2 separate regions of the Homo sapiens genome follow, and region 2 is linked to region 1. Evidence: read pairs that join two places in POLR2A ChIA-PET (ENCODE). Cell type or tissue: MCF 10A. All regions are shown on one strand. Links, peaks and the distances in the headings refer to the core of each region. The heading gives the core; the rest is flanking DNA. Region 1 overlaps LINC02320 (long intergenic non-protein coding RNA 2320). Region 2 overlaps PPP2R5C (protein phosphatase 2 regulatory subunit B'gamma).

Evidence for each region. ChIA-PET counts read pairs that join two places held together with the same protein. Peaks named below come from ENCODE experiments on the same cell type or tissue, not always from the same donor. Only the 100,000 strongest peaks of a DNase experiment are listed, where the experiment ranks them.
Region 2: POLR2A ChIA-PET joins it to region 1 with 6 read pairs; 3 of 35 experiments call an interaction of 5 or more read pairs at or near these places.

Annotation. Positions count from the first base shown.
Region 1 is chr14:101,717,430-101,728,398 of GRCh38, forward strand. The region is part of intron 1 of LINC02320 (long intergenic non-protein coding RNA 2320); the gene reads right to left. Among named protein-coding and RNA genes, the nearest start is that of LINC00239, 7.5 kb to the right of the region's middle. RefSeq lists a silencer at 1,015-1,220 and enhancers at 4,807-5,747, 4,967-5,046. In MCF 10A, for the core only: no CTCF peak of the experiment used is centred there; a DNase peak (open chromatin) is centred at 4,932.
Region 2 is chr14:101,881,252-101,888,614 of GRCh38, forward strand. PPP2R5C (protein phosphatase 2 regulatory subunit B'gamma) reads left to right here. Exons shown (of 16, transcript NM_001352913.2): 5 at 910-1,020; 6 at 2,006-2,098; 7 at 2,181-2,311. Among named protein-coding and RNA genes, the nearest start is that of DYNC1H1, 80 kb to the right of the region's middle. In MCF 10A, for the core only: no CTCF peak of the experiment used is centred there; no DNase peak of the experiment used is centred there.

The DNA of each region.
Region 1 (10,969 bases), core at 3,652-6,151:
TGATTGAGTTAAATTGAGGCCCTTAGGTTGGCCCTAATCCAACCCGGCTGACATCCTTTAAAAAAAAAAAAAAAAAGAGGTGATTCAGACACACAAAGAGCCACCAGGGATGTGTGAGTGCATAAAAATAGAGCATGTGAGGGTGCAGCGAGCAGGCGGCCGCCTGCAGACCAAGGAGAGAGGCCTCCAGAGAAATCAGCTCTGCCGGCATCTTTGTCTCAGACTTCTGACCTCCAGAACCGTGAGAGGACACATTTCTGTGGTTGAAGCCCTGCGTCTGTGAGATTTGTTACAGCAGCCCTTGCTGGCTAATATCATGGCTTGGACTAGACACGACCCCTTCACAGTTTTGGAGGTCAGAAGTCTGAGACCACGGTGCAGGCAGGGCTGTGCTCCCTCTGAGGGCGCTAGGAAGGGCCTGTTCCTGGCCTCCCTCAGAGCTTCTGCTGGTTCCTTGGCTTGGGGCAGCAGAACTCCAATCCACACGTGGCCCTCTCCCTGTGTGCGTGTCTGTGTCCAAATTTCCCCTTTTGGATAAAGACATCGGTCAGGTGGACTAGGACCCACCCTAATGACCACATCTTCACTTCAATACATCTGCAATGACCCTGTATCCAAATAAGTTCACATTCTGAGACGCTGGGAGTTACGACTCCAACACATGGATTTTGGCAGACACAATTCAACCTGTTACAGACTGGATTTCTCAGAGAAATTCCGGTGCTGAATCACTGGCCTCCAATGCGACCACATTCGAAGATAGGGCCATCAGGGAGGTAGCTAAGGTTATGAGGCCACGAGGGTGGGCCCTCAAGCCAATAGGGTTGGAGTCCTTATACCAAGAGGAAAGACACCAGAGACCACCCCCTCTCTAAGTGTGCACAGGGAAGAGGCCATGGGAGGATGCCGTGAGAAGGTGACACCCGCCGGCCAGGAAGAGAGGCCTTCCCAGAAACCAACCCCACGAGCGCCCTGATGTGGACTTCCAGCCTCCAAAACTGTGAGAAACAAGTTTCTGCTGTTTAAGCCACCCAGTCTGTGGCACTTCTTATGGCAGCCTAAGCAGAAGAAAATGCCACCCAGAGCCTTATCTATTAAATCGTTTGGTTGCAAATGACAGAAACTTAAATTAAACCACTTTAACCAGAGGAAAATTTCTAGCTGGGCATGGTGGCTCACACCTGTAATCCCAGCACTCTGGGAGGCCGAGGTGGGCAGATCCCTTGAGCTCAGGAGTTCGAGACCAGCTTTGGCAACATGGTGAAACCCCTGTCTGTACAAAAAATACCAAAAAATAGCTTGGTGTGCTGGCACATGCCTATAGTCTCAGCTACTCGGGAGGCTGAGGTAAGGGGATTGCTTGAGCCTTGGAGGTTGAGGCTGGAGCCAAGATTGTGGCAGAGTGAGACCTTGTGTCAATAAAAAGGAAAGGAAAGGAGAGGGGAGGAGAGGGGAGGAGAGGGGAGAGGAGGAGAGGGGAGGGGAGGGAAGGGGAAGGGAGGGGAGGAGGGGGAGGGCAGGGGAGCAGGGAAGGAGAAGGAAGGGGAAGGGAGGGGAGGAGAAGGGAGGGGAGGGGAGGGACCTAAGGAGGCATGTCACCTGAATGTCACGTGGAGTCCTGAGTAGAATCGTGGAACAGGAAGACGACATTAGGGAAAAACTAAGGGAATCTGAATAAAAGGTGGATTTAATATGTCAAAAATGGTGCTATAATGGTGACAAATGTACCATATGCTGTGAGGGGAGGGGAGGGGAGGGGAGGGGAGTAGGAAGGATTCTTAGCTCAAGAACTGAATAGGCCAAGCATAGATCTGGGCGCAGCAGTCTCCAGGGCTCTTCGGGCCCCACGTCTGTCTGTTTCTACGAATGCCTCTCCCAGCGGCCCTTTCCTCCCTGGGTTCTGTCCTGGAGTGACTCTCCAGCTGTGTGCCTGTCCGCTCAACAACTTCCATAGACAGGAAGCACTCCCTCCAGAAGCTCAGGGCTGTGTTGAGAGACTCACAGAGGCCAAGCAGCAGCTTACACAGGACACAGTGACAAGAGGACACAGTGACAATGAGACACAGGACACAGGACACAGTGACGACAGGACACAGTGACAACAGGGCACAGGACACAGAGATGATGGGACACAGGACACAGGGATGACGGGACACAGGACACAGTGGATCACAGGGGCCAGACATGAAACAGGGAACTCAGAAGGAACCCACAGAGATGACGAAGGACCCAGGAGGCCCCTGAAGGAGCTCTCAACGGCCTAGGCTGGGACAATTGGAGCCACAAAATAAAACAGTACTGGGTTATGACCCAAAGCAGAAAACAAATGTCCTTGAGTCTGTGGGGATACAGATCAATGACTGGATAAACACCTGAAGAGGGGAGAGGAGGTGAATCTCCCGCAGAAGAATTCCACCTAATGTATGCAGAAACACCTCCCTCAAGGAGGAGCAGCAGAACTCCCAGCTCGGGAGCGTGGGCTGCACTGACAGACGCATCCCAAGAGGACAGCACAGGGGCAGGCCAGGGGGAGGAGCTCCGTTTTTATTTTCAGGGGAAACCCTATGAACATGATCTCCGCCAGGTGGTCAAGGCCAGAATCAACAGGGATAAGTGGCGTTGATGGCACGGACCCTTGACCTTGATGTGATGAAATGGCCTCCCATAACCCCAGTCTAACCATGAGAACATCAGACAAATCCCAACTGAGGGACATCTTACAAAGCACTCGGCCACTTATCCTCAAAACTGTCACATTCAAACTGTCACCGTCGAGAGGAGCCTAGGGAGGCATGTCACCTGAATGTCACGTGGGGTCCTGAGTGGAATCGTGGAACAGGAAGAGGACATTAGGGAAAAACTAAGGGAATGTGAATAAAGTGTGGACTTAAGGTGTCAATAACGGTGCCGTAATGGTGACAGCTGTACCACATGCTGCGAGATGTTCGCAATCAGGGAGGTCATGTGAGAGGTACGGAACGCTCTGTACTAGCTTCACAATGATTCTGTGCCTCTAGAGCCGTCCTAAAAGAAAACGTTTATTTAACAGTATCAATTTTTTTTAAAGAGGGGGCCAGTTGGGGCCGAAAAGGAATGTTGGATACTCAAGAAATATGGATCTATTAAACCTCACATCAAAATACATTCTGAATTCCAGATGGATGTAAGATCCAAACATATATATTTTTAGCCCAGGCGCAGTGGCTCACGCTTATAATCCCAGCACTTTGGGAGGCTGAGGCAGGTGGATGGCTTGAGCCCAAGAATTCGAGACCAGCCTAGGCAACACGATAAGATTCTGTCTCTACCAAAAAATAAAAAATAATGCTAATAATTAGCCAGGCATGGTGGTGTGTGACTATTGTCCCAGCTACTTGGGAGGCTGAGGTGGGAGGATCACTTGAGACCAGGAGGTGGAGGGTGCAGTGAGCCGAGATCACACCACTGCACTCCAGCCTGGGCGACAGAGTGAGACCCTGACCCTATCTCTTTCTTTCTGTCTCTTCTCTCTCTCTCTGCAGATACATAGATAGATAGATAGATAGATAGATAGATAGATAGATAGATAGACAGACAGACAGAGACACACACACATATATGGAGATATATATATAAATAATATATTATATGTTTATATATAAATATATTTATTTATATATATATTATATATATAATATATATATTATATATATATAATATATATATAATATATATATATTATATATATATAATATATATATATGAAATCATGAAGGCTTCATGGCAGGAAAATAGGGTCTGGAGGCAGGGAACAGAAGGCCGATTCACACTTCAGCTATGACAGGAAACACCCTCTCCATAGGGCATACGCCTTAAATGACTGTGTAACTTTACTTTGATCTCTCCATTTACATCAGGAATACCCAAAGTAACCAGTGCAATCCTCTAGGGGGTATTTAAACTCCCAAAAATTCTGTAACTTGGCCCTTGAGCCCCTACGCTCAGGCCTGCCCCCACACTGTGGAGGGTTCTTCCGTTTTCAGTAAATCCCTTCCTTCCTTCCCTGCTTTGTTTGTGCGTTTTGTCCACTTCTTTGTTCAAGACACCAAGAACCTGGACACCTTCTACCGGTAATAAAGGTACTAAAGAGAAAATGGAGGTAAATACTTATATAATCTTAAAATAAAGAAGCTGGCTGGGCACAGTGGCTCACGCCTATAATCCCAACACTTTGGGAGGCTGCAGCAGAAGGATCACTTGAGCCCAGGAGTTTGAGAGCAGCCTGGGCAACATAATGAGACCGTGTCTCTACAAAAATAAAATAAAATAAAAATAAAGAAGTTCTTTCTACATATCACTCCAAAGACAAAAACCACAAAAGATAGCTTTAACTACAGAAAATACAATACTATACATATGGCCAATAAGAAAAATAAGATAGACACTAATAAAAATAGCAAATAATTATCTCATACTCGCTGTATTCCAGGCCCTGTTATAAGTACTGTATTAACTCATTTAATTCCCACAACAAACCTACAAGGTACTGCAAAGGCTCTGGTAGGTGAAGCAATGCACCCAAAGCTACAGAGCTAGGAAGCGGTGGGGCAGTGTGGCTACGCCTGTGCCCTGAACCACAAAAGTAACAGGCACACGGCTGACTGGGGAAAACGTGAGAACATTTTGTGAACCATATCCGAAAAGCAAAGATTATATCTTTATGACGGTAATATATATATGCACTCTTACCAATAAGAAAAAGACAAACATCTCAGTAGAAAAACAGGCAAAGGAAGTCATTCGCAAAGGCAATCCACAAAGGAAGTCATTCAGTCAATGCTTGTAAAAAAAAAAAAAAAAAAGTTCAACCTCAACAGTTAACAAAGAGATGCAAATTAAAACGGACATCTTCCCACCCCATCAAGCTGACTCATGCCAAAGAAATCAGTCTCCGGTCGCCAGTCTACGTAAAGCGAGCCTGGCACGTTGGGTTCTTAGGGAGGTACCACAGGATGTTTACGAGGGGCTTGCCTCGGCATCGGTGGAAGGAGGAGAGAGAAGCAGGATTGGACGAGGGAGAAGGCAAACTTCCATGCAGACCCAGTGATAGCCCCAAAGACCAAACAGTAGCCTCCAAGCTAGAGTGGCCCCGGGAGACCTTCCTGACTCGGGCAGAGGTGGTCCCCACATTGAGGAGTCGTTGAATGCAGTTGCCCAGGAAGAGTCCCGGCTTTGGACAGGGTGGCTCTTTGCAGCTGAACAGTCTCTGAAGGGACTGAGAGTTGAAGGCACCCCAAGCAGCTGGGGTAACAAGTCCTTCCCGGAAGGGGGATCTAGGTGGCTCATCACAGTGAAGACATACAAAAATGTTTATTAAAAGCCAGAGGCATGGTGGCTCATGCCTGTTATCCCAGCACTTTGGGAGGCTGAGGAAGGAGGATCAATTGAGCCCAGGAGTTCAAGACCAGCCTGGACAACATGGTGAAACCCTGTCTCTACAAAAGAAAAAAATTTAAAAATTAAAATTAAAATTAAAAGTCACTAACATTAAAGAAATGCAAATCAAAACTACAATGAGATACCAGCTCACATCCATTAAGATGTACCATAAAAAAAAAAAAAAAAACACAGAAAATAAGTGTTGGGGAAGATGAGGAGAAATTGGACCCCTTGTACACTGTTGGTGGGAATTACAGAGGTGCAGCTGCTGTAGAAACAATATGGGTGTAAGGATTAATACCGAGTGTCAGCCTGATTGGAATGAAGGATGGAAAGTATTGATCCTGGGTGTGTCTGTGAGGGTGTCGGCAAAGGAGATTAACTTTGAGTCAGGGGGTTGGTAGCGGCAGGCCCACCCTTAATCTGGGTGGGCACCATCTAATCAGCTGCCAGAGAGGCCAGAATATAAAGCAGGCAGAAGAATGTGAAAAGACTAGACTGGCCCAGCCTCCCAGCCTGCATCTTTCTGCTGTGCTGGATGCTTCCTGACCTCGAACATCGGAATCCAAGTTCCTCAGCTTTGGGACTCGGGCTGGCTTCCTTGCTCCTCAGCTTGAGACGGCCTATCGTGGGACCTTGTGATTGTGTGAGTTAATGCTCCTTAATAAACTATCCCATATATATATATATGTCCCATATATATATATAAACTATATATGTATATATAACTATATATGTATATATACAAACATATATGTATATGTATATATAACTATATGTGTATATAAACTATATATAAACTATATATATGTCCCATATACATACATATAAACTATCCTATATATATATCCCATATATATATCCTATATATATCCTATATATATATCCTCTATATATATCTTCTATATATATCCTCTCTATATATATCCTCTATATATATCCTCTATATATATCCTCTATATATATATATCCTCTATATACATATCCTCTATATATATATATCCTCTATATACATATCCTCTATATATATATATCCTCTATATACATATCCTCTATATATATATCTCCTCTATATATATCCTCTATATATATATCCTCTATATATATATCCTCTATATATATATATCCTCTATATATATATCCTCTATATATATATCCTCTATATATATATATCCTGTATATATATATATCCTTTATATATATCCTCTCTCTATATATATATCCTCTATATATATATCCTCTATATATATATATATCCTCTATATATATATATCCTCTATATATATATCCTCTATATATATATCCTCTATATATATATCCTCTATATATCCTCTACATATATCCTATATATTCTATATATATATCCTACATATATCCTATATATATATCCTACATATATCTCCTACATATCTCCTATATATATATCTCCTATCTATATATATCTCCTATTTTATGTCCTATATATATATCTCCTATCTATATGTCCTATATATATATATCTCCTATCCATATATATCCTGTATATATCTCCTATCCATATATATCCTGTATATATCTCCTATCCATATATATCCTGTATATATCTCCTATCCATATACCCTGTATATCTGCTATCCATATATACCCTATATATATCCTCTACATATATACCCTATATATATGTCCTCTACATATATACCCTATATATATGTCCTCTACATATATACCCTATATATATGTCCTCTACATATATACCCTATATATATGTCCTCTATATATATACCCTATATATCTGTCCTATATATGTCCTATATATATCTGTCCTATATATATGTCCTATATATATCCTATATATATGTCCTATATATATATCCTATGTATATGTCCTATATATACCCTATATATGTGTCCTATATATACCCTATATATGTGTCCTATATATATACCCTATATATGTGTCCTATATATATACCCTATATATGTGTCCTATATATATACCCTATATATGTGTCCTATATATATACCCTATATATATGTCCTATATATATATCCTATATATATATGTCCTATATATATATCCTATATATATGTCCTATATATATATCCTATATATATGTCCTATATATATATCCTATATATATGTCCTATATATATCCTATATATATATGTCCTATATATATCCTATATATACATGTCCTATATATATATCCTATATATACATGTCCTATATATATCCTATATATACATGTCCTATATATATCCTATATATATGTCCTGTATATATATCCTATATATATATGTCCTATATATATCCTATATATATGTCCTATATATATCCTATATATGTCCTATATATATATCCTATATATATATGTCCTATATATATATCCTATATATATATGTCCTATATATATATCCTATATATATATGTCCTATATATATATCCTATATATATATGTCCTATATATATATGTCCTATTAGTTCTGTCCCTCTAGAGAACCCTGACTAATACAATAGGTATCCCTCCAAAAATTAAAAATAGAATTTCTATAAGATCCAGCAATTCCACTTCTGAGTATATACCCTAAAGAATTAAAAGCAGGCAGTCAAAGAGATATTTGCACACCCATGTTCATAACAACAGCATTAACAATAGCTAAAACATGGAAGCAGCCCAAAGTGTCTGTGGGTGGATGAGTGGATACGTGAAAAGTAGCCCATCCAGACAAAGGAATATCACTCAGGCTTAAAAAAGGACATGTGGCTCACAACAGTAATCCCAGCACTTTGGGAGGCTGAGGCAGGTAGATCATGAGGTCAGCAGTTTGAGACCAGCCTGGCCAACATGGTGAAACCCCATCTCTACTAAAAAAAAAATACAAAAGTTAGCCGGATATGGTGGCGGGCACCTGTAATCCCAGCTACTTGGGAGGCTGAGGCAGAAGAATCATTTGAACTCGGGAGGCGGAGGTTGCAGTGAGCCCCAAGATTGCGCCACCGCACTCCAGCCTGGCAACAGAGTGAGACTCCATCTCAAAAAAAAAAAAAAAAGAAGAAGAAGAACTTTATGCAATCTGCTACAGTATGGGCGAACTTGGGGACACTGTGTCACAAAAAGACAAATACTAGATGATTCCCCTTACATGAGGCACCCAGAGTAGTCAAAAATATAGAGACAGAAGGGAGAATGGTGGGGACCAGGAGCTGGGAGGGGCAATGGGGAGTTAGCATTTAACGGGTATGGAATTTCCACTTTGCAAGATGAAAAGAGTTAACGGAGATGGCTGGTGATGTTTGCACATTACAAACTGTAGGCTTAAAAAGGGTTACGATGGTAAATGTTTTGTTATGTATATTTTACCACAACAAAAAAAAAATTGAAAAAAAGCAGTCATTGTGATATGCAGCCTATTTCTGCAGACTCCCTGACAGGGGTCAAATGGGGGTTAAAAGGCCGGACATGGTGGCTCACGCCTGTAATCCCAACACTTTGGGAGGCTCAGGCAGGTGGATTGATTGAGCTCAAAAGTTTGCGATCAGCCTAAGTAACACAGCAAGACCCCGACTCACAAAAACATTTTTAAAATTAGCCAGGCATGATGGCGTGCACCTGTGATCCCAGATATTTGGAAGCTGAGTCGGGAGAATCACTGGAGCCAGGGAGGTCAAGGCTGCAGTGAGCCGTGATCGTGCCACGGCACTCCAGCCTGGGCAACAAAGCAAGACACTGTCTGAAAAAAAGAAAGGGCGTTAGAGCTCTGAGTAATTCTGACAAGATCTCCATGCCTCCCTCCCCCAACTCACACCCTCAGCTCTCACATCCCTCCCCCTGTCTGCTGTGGAGACCTCCAGGACCTATCCCATGGTGCCCTATACCCAGCTATCTGCTACAGGAACTGGCTTGCACCAGCTTGCAAGAGCCCATTGTTAAATGTTTAAATATTCCACAAGCCTGCTGTTAAACCACTGGTAGCTTGAAATGAGCCATGGTGGGAGTATTTACACCATGGAAAGTGTCAAAGGCTACACGTCAGGCCAAAGAGTGCGAGTGCACTCTAACAGCCTCAGGGCACAGCTGCAAACGCTGTTCTCCTCATTCGCCAAAGACCCAGGACACCCAGGTCGTCACTTCACCCCAGGTCGTACTTCACCCCAGGCCCTAACCCCTGTAAGGCCATTCTCACCTGCTAATCCAACCCCACCTCCAGGCCTCCTTACTCCCAAAACCCTCACTGTTTCCTCTGGAGCTTGAGACACGCCGGGAGCCACAGCTCCTCCTTCCCACAGCTTCTCTCCACCTGCTTGCTCTGACTGGAACCCGGGCCCCTGGAGCATCCTCCGTTGCAGTTACTTCCAGATCAACCCCCACCTTCCCCAAACCCGCCAGCCTTGAAGCTGGTGCCATCACACTATGCTCTGTGCCGCCTGTCCTGTCTGGTTCTCTGCAGACCCTAGTCCCCTCCGTCTTGTTCCTACGCGACTCCTACTCCCGGTTCACTGTCACTCTTGCTAAATCCCTGTCCTAATTCTTGGCGATTTAAATCTCCACGGAGATGATCCTCCTCCTTCCCTGACCTTTGCTCCTCCAATGATCTTGCCTTCTACCCGTGCTCGGCCACCTCTCCCACGCTCCTTCTCTAGATCCCTACGTGCCATCCAACAGAGTGGCCACAAACCCCTCAAAATGAGCCTGGTCCAAAGTGAGAGGCACTGTCTGTGTAAATCACATGCGAGGTTTCAAAGTCGTAGTGTGGGAAAAAATGTAAAATACTTCACTAATAATTCTGAATGTTGATTACATGTTGAGGTGACATTTGGGATGCATTTGGGTTAAATAGAATATAATTGTACCTTCTTTACCTCATGTCCCACTCCCCTTCTTCCCATGTGGACTCCATAGTCCATTGTGCCACCCCTCTCTCCTGTGCACCTTCAGCCCCCTCACCTTTCTCTCATTTCCTCATACTCGCCTGGGAAAAACCTCCAACCTGCTCAATTACAACACAGTGCCAGCACCTGTTAAGCTGAACGAGGTTGAAGGAAAACACGCAAAGATTCTGACCCTCCACTCAGGTTTTGGCTTCCCCCATTTCAGCAGCGCTCCACCACCACCACCAATTGTTGATTTGTCCTCCCTATTGGAGCCAACCCATCATCTCCCATTATAATAATTCATTCATTAAAAAAATTAAAACTTGATCTCTGATATGGTTTGGCTGTGTCCCCAACCACATCTCATCTTGAATTGTGGTTACCATAATTCCCACTTGTCATGGGAGGGACCCGGTGGGAGGTAATTGAATCATGGGGGTGGTTACCCCCATGCTACTGTTCTCATGATAGTGAGTGAGTTCCCACGAGATCTGATGGTTCAATAAGGGGCTTTCCCCCTTTTTGCTCGGTACTTCTCCTTGCTGCTGCCATATGAAGATATGAAGAAGGACATATTTGCTTCCCCTTCTGCCATGACTGTAAGTTTCCTGAGGCCTCCCCAGCCATGCTGAACTGTCAGTCAATTAAACCTCTTTCCTTTGTAAATTACCCAGTCTCGGGTATGTCTTTATTGGCAAC
Region 2 (7,363 bases), core at 256-2,755, 160 kb after region 1:
TAGCCAGGCATGGTGGTGCACGCCTGTAATTCTAGCTACTCGGGAGGCTGAGGCACAAGAATCACTTGAACCCGGGAGGCAGAGGTTGTGATGAGTCGAGTTCGCACCACTACACTCCAACCTGGGCCGCAGAGGGAGACGTCACCTCAAAAATAAATAAATAAATACATAGATTTAGTACAAAATAAAAATAGGTTATAAATGTATGACATGGAAACAGTAATCTTTTCTGTTTATGTCACTGATCTGTCAGTATGTGTTATACAAGTCCAAACAGACTGAGAGAAATCTAACAGCCCATGCCTGGGCGCACAGCCATGCTGCCCCTACCGATCCTCTGTGCCCCTGAGCAGTCCTTTCTCTGGAAATGATCTTAGCTGCCGACTCAAAGGTCGTCCCACTCTGACTGTTGCTTTCCTCATCGTTGCGGATTGCAGAGGATGTTGGTGCCATTGTCACACGGGTCCTCCCTGCGTGACGCAGCCCTTGCCATTTCCAGCATTTTCAGCTGTGAATCTCTGCTGCGTCTTTCGTCATCTCATCCCTTTCTTACTCTCATTTTGAGCATTCTCCTTGGTCTTGCACCCACTGGATAGTATAAGACCTCAGAAGTCATCACTGTGCCATCAGCCTTTGTTGGTGTTGGTTGTCATTCAAAGTTTGACAGTCAAGAGTCCAAGTAACTTTGGTGGTCAACTTGCGTGCGCACCTGTCCAAAGTGATGTTTCCTGCTGCAGTTTTGATCCAGGCTCTCTCTGAGGACCCACACAGCTTCTGCGTTTTGAGGATACGGAGGAGCTAAGTTACCATGGGAAGCGGCTACTGTTAGAATTACCTAAGACTTTATAAAATGTTGTCTGTAAATATTTTAAATGCCCTGATTGTAATTATAGAATATGTGGATTTTAGTTTGCAGTTAACATGTTTCGAACATTACCACCTTCCTCCAATCCTACGGGAGCGGAATTTGACCCGGAGGAAGATGAACCAACGTTAGAAGCAGCCTGGCCTCATCTACAGGTATCGGGCTCTGGGTGATAGACTCGGAGGGCACTGGTGACACATGGGAATGGCCTGGGATCCACAGAGCGGGCGCACTGGTCTGGCCAGATGGACCTCTCCTCCTCAGTAGCATGGGCCTCGTAAACCCATATGTACAAGAAAAATATTTCAGCAGAATAAAGTTAATGTGTGTGTTTGACCACTTTACAACAGCCAGTGAAGATGTGTAATTGTGAGTATGTTCTCAGTGAAGATGGCCGCTGTGTTGATGGCCGTTGAATTGAATTCAGGCCCAGAGGTCCTAAGCCAACAATCTCCCAGTTTTTGCTCCTCATATTTAATAGGTGCCTGCTGGGCCCCCAGGTCCTGCGCTGGCCACTGCCTTTCCCCAGGGCATTTGTAAGGCAGAAGGTTGGTTGGCAAGGAGGCGCCAGGGTCGGCATGAGCAGAGCGGGGGCCAGGTGTGCGGGTGGGAGGGCCATCCATCCGTGACAGGCGGCCCACGCTGTCCCACCCAGCATGTCTGCACAGGGAAAGAATTGTCCCAGCTCCAGGAGGTCATGATTCTGGGTCCACATCTTAGGGCCCTCTTACCTGGCAGCCCCAGAGTTCCTGTGTATTTGGTTGGCTCTGCGCCTTGGCATTGTGGGACACTCCTAGGCGACAGGCTGCAAATCCCCCCTGCAGAGTTGGGTCATGGCTTGGTTTGTGGCATCTGTGCCCTGTAGTCCCTGAACAGTGTACTATAACTGATGACATCAGCCATGGAGATCATTTTGTTTAAATGCCGTTTAAGGGTGTAGTCTGTGGGTTTCACCAAATAAAATAATTACCATCACCATTTATCATTGAATTAAGCCATGTAATTTAGCATTAATTCTGTAGATATGTGGCTTTGAGAGGCTAATATTTGCATACCAATAAAGATTCAATTTCTGGTATATTTTAACCGCCATTCAATAAAATCTCATGTTATTTGACTCATTGTTTTTTTTCCTCCTAGCTTGTTTATGAATTTTTCTTAAGATTTTTAGAGTCTCCAGATTTCCAACCTAATATAGCGAAGAAATATATTGATCAGAAGTTTGTATTGCAGGTAAGGTACAAATTAGCTGACACTCTGAAAGCCCTGATGGAATGATGACACCCAGCCACTAAGTGTCTTTTTCTTCTCAAAGCTTTTAGAGCTCTTTGACAGTGAAGATCCTCGGGAGAGAGATTTTCTTAAAACCACCCTTCACAGAATCTATGGGAAATTCCTAGGCTTGAGAGCTTACATCAGAAAACAGATAAATAATATATTTTATAGGTAAGTCACGTGTGGATGGCGTTGTCCTTGTGTGTGGTGATGCTCATTTCCCCCCTCGATGCTCCCCTACCCCATCGTCTCCTCTGACAGGACTCAGCATGTGGAGGGGGTTTCTCAAAGCCTATTTGTCATGTGCAGGTGGACCCCCTTGTGCACTGTGTGCAGGGGGCTGCTGGGCTCATCCTCCCTGCCTTCCTCCCCTCTCCCCACAGCTCCCTCCTGAGCCACCAAGCTCCCCAGCGCCTCATCCTGGGTCCCTCCATTGTTCCTGTTTCTACTGAAAGGTCAAGTTTCCTGGAAATGTGGATGAATTGGTTCCATCCAGACCAACTGTATTAGTGAAGGTTCTCTAGAAGGACAGGACGCATAGGATAGATGAATATATGAAGGGGAGTTTATTAGGAGAGTTGACTCACACGATCACAAGGTGAAGACCCACAATAGGCTGTCTGCAGGCCGAGTCCCAAAACCTCAAAAGTAGGGAGACGGACAGTGCAGCCTTCAGTCTGTGGCGGAAAGCCCAGGAGCCCCTGGCAAACCACTGGTGTAGGTCCAAGAGTCCAGAAGCTGAAGAATTTAGAGTCCAATGTTCAAGGGCAGGAAGCATCCAGCACAGGAGAAAGATGGAGGCCAGAAGACTCAGCCAGTCTAGCCCTTCCACGTTCCTCTGCCTGCTTAATTCTGGCCGCACCGGCAGCTGATTAGATGGTGCCCACCCAGGTTAAGGATGGGTCTGCGTCTCCCAGTCCACTGACTCAAATGTTAATCTCCTTTGGCAACACCCTCACAGACATACCCAGGCACAATACTTTGCATCCTTCAATCTAGTCAAGTTGACACTCAGTATTAACCTTCACACCAGCTTTTTCCTTCTACCTGTGCATCACCTCATTCTTCCCGTGGAGTCTCAGTGAGAGGAGGCGGGGCAAGAAGTGATGTCATTCATCTGTAGAAAGCCTGAGATCTGTGCACCTCGGTTAAAGGTTTGGAGACTCCCACTGTGCACCAGGGGAGGGAAAGCCCCGCTGGAGCAGCCGGTGGAGGAGGACAGAGTCCAGTGGCAGGCCCACCTCCAGGCCCGCCCCTCCCCAGCCAGCCTCTGCTCAGCTCCAGGCTCCTTCCACGCCAGGGCTCTGTAGCCAGTGTTGGAGCCTCCTGGAATGTCTTTTTTACACCAGCCCTTCCCTCAGCCTCCCAGGCTTCCTGAAACATCCCTTCACTGGGAGGCTCTGCCTGACTTGGCGGTGGGTCTGGTCTCCCGCAAGGGCAGCCACCATGTCAGTTGATTTGTCGCACGCCCCACCCCACTGCCAGTTTCGTGCTCCCCACTGCGGTGGCACCAAGTGAATGTCAATAGAGGAAACAGTTCCTGTTGTTTCTTTTTGTTCCTGGAAAGTTCACTAAATGAGCAGTTTCTTCTACAAGTTACAGCTTCTCTGGTCAGCTTGCCTCTAAGGCATCTGACTCCAGGATGTTGCGAGGTAGTGACACATCCTGGTGATGGTGGGGACGGTATGATGGCGTGTCTCTGTGAGATAAGAGCATGAGCAGGTCCCACACAGCCTCGCTGCAGGGCCAGGGTGTGGACAGAGCACGGGCCATGGCCTGGAGAAGGGGCCAGGTGTCAGCCACGCCCAACACGGGCCTCGGGGTCCTTTCTTAGTCACAGTGACCACGGGAAAAGAAAAGGGGCATCTGAGACAGACAGATGGCAGATGAGACCCCCCCTGCCAAAACCCACAGCCCTGGCCCCTCCCATCCCGTGCCGGCTTGCACAGCCTGCGTCGGGAGCACCCTGCCTTTCCGTCTGCAGTCATTAGGGCCCGCAGCCCCGGCCTCTCCCATCCCGTGCCGGCTTGCACAGCCTGCGTCGGGAGCACCCTGCCTTTCCCTCTGCAGTCATTAGGGCCCACAGCCCCGGCCTCTCCCATCCCGTGCCGGCTTGCACAGCCTGCGTCAGGAGCACCCTGCCTTTCCCCTCTGCAGTCATAAGGGTTGCATTCCCTCCTGACCTGCACACCTGATAGGGCATTTCGGCGTGAGAGCCTTTGATTTTGCGTGTGGCTTTCCTTTGAACTCCTTCCAAGTACCCCACATCTCGTTTGTAAAATGGAGCCCGGTGCTGGACATAGCCCAGACCTGACACATTAACTATAACAGAGAATGATGTCACTTTCCTAAATGTTATGTTTCTATTTTATGTTTCTTGGTATCATGATTCCTTTTTAACAAGATCATTACTTGCCTGGTATACTTATCTATGAAAACATAATATACATTATTTAACATACAACAGGTACAATTTAAATTTCCAGTCTTCTTGACCTAAAATTAAAGCTCTACCTAACATATTTCTGTTTTCTTAATTCTAGTAGGTTTTGTTCAGATAGCAGAATCACAAATCTATTGAACATCTGCATTTAAGAAGTAGAAAATGGGCCGGGCGTGGTGGCTCACGCCTGTAATCCCAGCACTTTGGGAGGCCGAGGCGGGCAGATCACAAGGTCAGGAGATCGAGACCATACTGGCTAACACGGTGAAACCCCATCTCTACTAAAAATACAAAAAATTAGCCGGGCGTGGTGGCGGGCACCTGTAGTCCCAGCTACTCGGGAGGCTGAGGCGGGAGAATGGCGTGAACCCGGGAGGCGGAGCTTACAGTGAGCCGAGATCGTGCCACTGCACTCCAGCCTGGGCGACAGAGCAAGACTCCGTCTCAAAAAAAAAAAAAAAAAGTAGTAGAAAGTGTTTTGTACCTTAAAGAACCTTAGGAAATACTTAAATAGATTAGTATTCCAAAGTTATTACGCATAATTTACTTGAGTTCTCACTAAAGGCTTGGTGCTAGAATATGGCATTTGTGTCTGTGTGCATGCTTTTGATAGTCTTTTCTGTAATTGTGTGCATGCTTTTGATAGTCTTTTCTGTAATTGTGTGCATGCTTTTGATAGTCTTTTCTGTAATTGTGTGCATGCTTTTGATAGTCTTTTCTGTAATTGTCCTGATACGCGCAGTCAAAAGCAAGCATGCTATCTAGATTCCGTGATTGGTTTGGGTCCTCATTGTCAATACCACTACCTCCTCATTTCATGTGAGGAAAAAAAAAGAAGAAAGATCTTGAGAGTTGCATTCAGCTCATCTAGGTTTTTTTCTTTTCTTTTCTTTTCTTTTCTCCTTTTTTAAGGCAGGGTCTCACTCTGTCACCCAGGCTGGAGTACAGTGATGCTGTACTCCATAGCTCACTGCAGCCTCAAACCCCTGGGCTTAAGGGATCCTTCTACCTCAGCTTCCCAAGTAGCTGGGTCTACAGATGTGTGCCACCACATGCGGCTAACTTTTAAAATTTTTGTAGAGATGGAGATCTGTCTCACTGTGTTGCCCAGGCTGGTCTCAAACTCCTGGCCTCAAGTGATCCTCCTGCCTCAGCCTCCCAAAGCACTGGGATTACAGGCGTGAGCCACCACACCCAGCCAGCTCATCTAAGTTCAATATAGAACAGCTGTGTCTTGTAAGAAAAAACATTTTGAACATATTTGGCTCAACTTAACTGAAAATGTAAATATAAGGTTGCTGTTTATTTCTATGGTTTATCATTACCGTCAGCTTAAGTGTGAGTTAAACAGTGCTGTCCATAACCCATGGTGCCTGCTCTGGCACACAGCGGGACCTGGAGGCTGGGCGGGCAGGGCAGTGTGCCGTTCCTTCTCTTGCTGCATAACCAGCCATGGGTCATGCTCTATCCTCACCCTGGCCCTGCAGCAAGGCTGTGCAGCACCTGCTCATGCTCTTATCTCACAGAGAGATGCCATCAAACTGTCCCCATCATCACCAGGATGTGTCACTACCTCACACCATCCTGGAGCCAGGAGCCACCGCCAGCTCAGTGGCTTCTGTCAGCATGGTCCATCACTCCTCACGATGCTGTCGTCTGCGCTAGGCTCATCCAGACGGTTCTGCTCCGTGGCGTGTGCTGGGGCTGGAGTGTTCACAGGGGCTGCTGAGCAGGTCCCCACGCTGCCTCTGTGATGCCTTGAGCTCCTCCAGGTTGTCTGAGTTTCTACAGCCACGGCCACGTCCAAGAGGGGAGAGGCAGGACCCCCAGTCCTCCTAAGAGTTTGGCTTGGAACTGGTGCAGAGTGACTTCTGCCCTTTGTGTTGGTCAGAGCAGGGCACAAGGACAGCCCAGCTTCAGAGGAAGGAGAAATAGAGTCCACCTCTTCCCATGAGGCCAGAATACATCATACAGGCAGGAAAGGCATTTAGAATCCTTTCTGGAGACTTCTATAGCCAGCAGGTTCCCAGCTTAGTGTCTGGGGGGTCTGATTCCCTTTCTGCTGAAAGAGTGAGAAACACTCTCTCCGGCTCCCAGGGATCTCTGTTTCCCTCCCAGGGTGTCCCTGTTTGTCTCCCGCTGGAAAAGGAAGAAGGAAAAGAACTGTCCTTATTTCTTCTTTCTTCTGCCTACATCAAAGCAGGTTTAAAAAATTAGAAATTAAGAATTTATCAGTAAGAATGTAGTAATGTTGATTTAGGAAAACAAAATGGCTTATAACTGCAAGCCATCCTTATGTAAATGTTAAAGCTGATGGATCTAGACCAGAAGGGGTCCAGGGGTCTTTGTCTCGGAGAGGCCCAGATCACAGCTCTCCAAGGTCCATGCGAGAGGAATAGTAAACTGAAGCCACACGGCTGCCGTGTATGCAAAGGGAGCCTGCAGGGTGAGTTTCGTAAATTAAAGCACCTCTCGGTGTAGACACACACAGACTGACTTCTGCTTGGTCACAGCTTCCAAGCCTCAGGGTAGGTGCAGGCTGAGGGACACCAGGTGCGAGCATTTTCTGTTTCTTGTCATGGCACCAGTGTCGTTCCTGTCACCCACGGCACTGAGCTCTGCCCTGGTAACGTCCCTCCCTCCCTCTTAGGCTTTGGCCACCTGCATTGTTGTGCTACTGGGTCTCCCTGCTAAAGGTTCTGCTTCCTGGTTCCTGCAAGAGCAGATCTCAGTTTTTCTGTTGTGTTGTTTTGTTTTGTTTTGTTTTGTTTTTTGTTTTG